Linked DNA regions of Homo sapiens: region 1 is linked to region 2. A link is an interaction called in ENCODE POLR2A ChIA-PET data of the cell type or tissue named here. Cell type or tissue: K562. All regions are shown on one strand.

What was found. Peaks named below come from ENCODE experiments on the same cell type or tissue, not always from the same donor. Only the 100,000 strongest peaks of a DNase experiment are listed, where the experiment ranks them.
Region 1: POLR2A ChIA-PET joins it to region 2 with 5 read pairs; 2 of 35 experiments call an interaction of 5 or more read pairs at or near these places.

Annotation. Positions count from the first base shown.
Region 1 is chr17:79,476,977-79,479,476 of GRCh38, reverse strand. All of the region lies in intron 2 of RBFOX3 (RNA binding fox-1 homolog 3), which reads left to right. Among named protein-coding and RNA genes, the nearest start is that of RBFOX3, 130 kb to the left of the region's middle. In K562, no CTCF peak of the experiment used is centred here; a DNase peak (open chromatin) is centred at 1,176; H3K27me3 peaks cover 2,076 bases.
Region 2 is chr17:79,737,905-79,740,404 of GRCh38, reverse strand. ENPP7 (ectonucleotide pyrophosphatase/phosphodiesterase 7) reads right to left here. Exons shown (of 6, transcript NM_178543.5): 5 at 2,343-2,489. The coding sequence ends at 2,359. Among named protein-coding and RNA genes, the nearest start is that of ENPP7, 8.2 kb to the right of the region's middle. In K562, no CTCF peak of the experiment used is centred here; no DNase peak of the experiment used is centred here; H3K27me3 peaks cover 2,500 bases.

The DNA.
Region 1 (2,500 bases), 260 kb after region 2:
GAAGGAAGCCCCTCTGAGAGGAAGCCCCTCAGAGCAAGGAGCAATGCAGTCTGAGGCCTGCGTGTGGCTTTGAATCTCTGCCTGTCTTTTATTCACCTTCAGGATGGTGGATGGCGGGTGTCTGAAGGAAGAGGGCCATGTACACACATCTGAGGTCAGGTGTGCCTGTAGACACCCTCCTGCCCCGCGAGCTCCTGGGTTCTCCCTGCAGCCTGGACATGGGCTTCAGAGAAGGGGCCGCCAAAACCACCCCTTGGGCTACCAGAGCTCTGGCATGTGGATGCCGTCCATGGCCCAAAGGAATGTGACTAGAGGAAGGGGCTTCCTAAGAGGGACTTGGAGAACAGTGATGGAGAAACCCGGGCAGGGAAAAGCCTGCAGGAGCTTTTGCCCCAGTGAGGCGGGCTGGCCTTTCTGATTCAGGAATGGCCTTGGCAAGGAGCCCTTCGACCGAGACTCCCCATCACTGCAGGCGAGTCCTTGCTTCAAAGGAGAGTGTGGGGAGGAAGCAGTTTCCTCCTAGGACATTGCCTCAGCCCTGGTTCATTGCCTCTGCCTCGGAAAGGGTCCTGTCAATTAGATCCCGTTTTAAAGCTCATCCCTTTAACTATGGATTCAATTTGGGTTTTACTGTATAGTAAATTCTAAGTCCTTATTAAAAACATGGATGCTGCAAAACGAGATTTGTCTGTTACATGCAGTGGCTGAGGCCTGGAGCAGATGGGTCTTTCAGGTCCACAGGGAAGAGATGGGCCTGAGCAAAAACTCCAGAGGAGGGTCATCTGCTCCTCCAACCCTGACCCTTCCCTTCCTTTCCCCTCCCCTTCACCACTCTCATGGGATAACCTGAATTTTCCTAAACCACATTGCTGTTCGTTGTTGGGGTCACACAGAGGAGCCAAGGAATGTGGCCGGTTGTCTCTTCTCTAGATGTTTTTGGGGATGGGGGAGCATCTTTGTTCTGGAGCTGAGAGATAAACAAAGTCTTCTGCCCTGATGCAGACAGCATGAGATGGGAGCGGGTGCTGCCGCGCATGCCATGGGGCTGAGTGTGAGCCTGCCGTGATGAGATGGGAGCGGGAGCTGCCGCACACGCCATGGGGCTGAGTGTGAGCCTGCCGTGGTAGTGCAGCTTACACTATCCAAACTCATCCATCCACCCCGGCCCCCACCCTCAGGGACGCACCCATGAGCGGCAACACATGACTTCCCATAAATCATCTCCAAATGAGCGTGCTTCCTGCACTCATCCATCACGCCCGTCTCTTGTCTGCTTGTTTTTAAAAGCTGTTAAACTGGAATCCATCACACGGGGAGCATGGCACCCTTGAGGGCTGAGCCGAGACACAGGCTGCCCGCATGAGCCGTGGGAACGTGCGTGGGGCTTCCTGGAGCACATGAGCGTTGCTTGGCAGCGGGGAGAGGGGGATCATGGCTTCATTTAGTTATACCAGAAGCGGATGGGACGTTGCTCCCAGGCTTGCAGTGAATGCATTCCTTTTGCAGGAGCTCGTCCTAGGTGCTCCTGGGTGGAACAGGCGGTGCCCAGCTGAAGGACGTTGCTGGGGTCTCTCCTTCCTACAGGGGCATCTTATTTCCTTCTTGGATCCAATATTTTAATGAGAAGACTTTAGTTTGAGCCAGTCTTTGGAGACTTGGGTCCTAAAAACTTCTGTGATTCCTTTTCTATTAAGAAATGTATTTGGAAAATATTTAGGAAGGATGCCAGGCTCAGCCACTTCAGTCCCTCATTCTGATCCTGCCTAATTCTGCCACCCTGCCCCTTTGCTTGTTCACCACCAGAGCAAGCTCTGAGGATGTCCCTGTGAGAAAGAGGACATGAGACAAGGACCTGGGGCCCCACTCCATTGCTTCTGTTTCACCCTTTTTTCCTACTCCTCCTCCTCTTTTTTTTTTTCCGGTGACGGAGTTTCGCTCTGTCGCCCAGGCTGGAGTGCGATGGGGCGATCTCAGCTCACTGCAAACTCCGCCTCCCGGGTTCACGCCATTCTCCTGCCTCAGCCTCCCAAGTAGCTGGGACTACAGGCGCCCGCCACCACGTCTGGCTAATGTTTTGTATTTTTAGTAGAGACGGGGTTTCACCGTGTTAGCCAGGATGATCTCGATCTCCTGACCTCGTGATCCACCTGCCTTGGCCTCCCAAAGTGCTGGGATTACAGGTGTGAGCCACCGCGCCCTCTTTTTTTTTTTTTTTTTTTAATTTATCTTTATTTATTTTTTTTTGAAACGGAGCCTTGCTCTTTCACCCAGGCTGGAGTGCAGTGGCGCGATCTCAGCTCACTGCAACCTCTACCTCCTGGGTTTAAGAGATTCTCCTGCCTCAGCTTCCCGAGTAACTGGGATTACAGGCGCCCACCACCACGCCTGGCTAATTTTTGTATTTTTAGTAGAGACGGGGTTTCACCCTGTTGGCCAGGCTGGTCTCGAACTCCTGACCTCAAGTGATCCACCCACCTAGGCCTCCCAAAGTGCTGGGGTT
Region 2 (2,500 bases):
GCCACTCTTTGGTGCCCTTGGACCAGTCAGCTAACGCCTCTGGGTTCCAGCATCCTCGTCTGCCTGAGGGGTTCGGGCTGAAGGGTCCTCTGGTCCCCTTCCGGATGTGACATTTGGCATGAATGGTCCTCCCCACCACACACATCTCCACATTCCTACTTCTCTAAACCCTAAACCCGCTCCTTTCTCTTTCATTGATTTATTTTGTAGAGACAAGGTCTCACTCTTGCCCATGGTGGAGTGCAGTGGCAGGAACAAGGCTCACTGCAGCCTCCACCTCCCGGGCTCCAGCGATCCTCCCACCTCAGTCTCCCTGCCAGTAGCTGGGATTACAGGCACGCACCACCATGCCCAGCTAATTAAAAAAAAATTTCCTACAGAGACGGGGTCTAACTATATTGCCAAGGCTGGTCTTGAACTCCTGGGCTCAAGCGATCCTCCTGCGTCGGCCTCTGGAAGTACTGGGGTTCCAGGCGGAAGCCACCGCACCTGGCCTCATTCCCCTCTTGACCCATGACAAGCTCTTGGCTTTTCCTGTCTCACCAGCCCCGCCTTCTCAGTGAGTGGTGTGGTCACCATCTCTTCTCAGTCCACTCCTTCTGGCTGGGGGCTTTCATTGAGTCCCATAGCTTGTGTTGACAAGTCTCAAATTTAAATTGCCAGACTAAACTGCATCCCTGGCTGTGGACTCATCTGCACAACCTGTGCCCAGGAACAGCTGCACGTGGCCGCGTCGCCGGCATTGAGGCTGATCACGGCCGAAACAAGTCTCGGCCCCCCCGACTCCTGTCCCCAACAGTTTAGCATGTCAGCAAGTGGCTCAGGACCCAAGCATTGGACCCATCTTTCATTTTTGCATTTTCTTCACCCTCCCACATAATCTGTCCACAAACCTCGAATGTCGTGCCTCTTAAAGGTATTTGGAATCTGTGCACATTGCAGCTTCTCCACCCCGCCACTGGAATGTCCGGCTGGGTCCTGCAGCCACCTCCAAACTGGCCACTTCCTGCTCCCGTTTCTGTCCCCGGCCCAGCAGTGGGAGCCACTCATTTAATCATCAACCTCAGACCCTGTGTAACCTCAGCTTGGGGCTCCCCGCTGTGCATCCCACAACCTCCTGCCTTGGGGCTGTGGTCAGCTCCTGTTAGAGCCTCGCTCTGTGCCAACCTGCAGGCACACTGGCCTTCTGTCTCATCCCAAACACGCCGAACCTGTCCCACCGCGGGCCTGTCCCTGGCTCTTTCCCCTGCCTGGTGTGTCTGGCTTCTTCTGGTGTGTCTGTCATTCTGGTTTTCTCCCTAAATCCACCTTCTCAGAGAGGCCATTCCAGGCCGGGCAAATGACAAGGTCGCGCCTGCCTCGTCCCTGCCTGTGGCCGTCTCTTCTTTGCCATCACAAGCATCTGAGCACTCTGTGCGTGGATTCATTTGCTTTTGTGTTCTCTGCTTTCTTGCACCTTTAAATGACAGGTCCTGGACTGTCTTGTTCGCTGCATATCCTGAGCCCAGACCAGAGCGTGGCATGGAGCTGGCTCCCGTTACATATTTTCGGGATGAATGAATGACTTTCTTCTGCTTGGCCTAGGAGGCTGTGGCTGCACAGACAGACAAGGGAGCACTGTCCTCGGAGGCTCCCGGGGAGTTCCAGGAACACAGCCCCGGAGCTCTCCTCCCAAACGCACCCCATGCGTGTCCTTGGAGGTGGGCTTCCAGAGAGTTCCAGGAACGCAGCCCCGGAGCTCTCCTCCCAAATGCACCCCACGCGTGTCCTTGGAGGTGGGCTTCCAGAGAGTTCCAGGAACGCAGCCCCAGAGCTCTCCTCCTAAATGCACCCCACGCGTGTCCTCAGAGGTGGGCTTCCAGAGAGTTCCAGGAATATAGCCCTGGTGCTCTCCTACCAAACACACCTCATGCGTGTCCTAGGAGGCTCCTGGAGAGTTCCAGGAACACAGCCCCAGAGCTCTCCTCCCAAATGCACCGCAGGTGACGGTTTCCGAGCTATCCCAGTGGAGCACAGAGATGGCAGGAAGGAGGGGAGGCAGCAGCTCTGGCCAGAGGCTGAGGGAGTTCTGGCTTTTGGGGGAGGGTGGGAATTCTGGCCACTGGTCCGGGTGGTCTGCTCTGGAAAGACCTCCTCCAAGCCCAGAGCAGAGAGGCTGGAAGGGTCAGCCTCGGGATCTCAGGGGTGATGGCCTCTCTGGGGCAGCCAGGTCAGTGGGAGTCACCTGCTTGGCGGGGCCTGGCAGCTCTGTTCTGGTTGCCTAGGACTGTAGCTGGGACATCAGGGTGGAGGGTCAGGGAGCGTGGGGCCACCCTCCCGCCTCTGCCTTCTGGGTCTCTGACCTTGAGCCATGGGGCGTTATGCGACCTCAGACAGAAGAATCACGGTCCCCAGCAGTCCCATCACGAGGAGGGGCCTGCTGCTGGGCGGGAGAGCAGATCTTCCCTTGGGCAGGAGAGTAGGCCTTCCATCAGGCGGAAGAGCAGATTCTAAGGAAAGC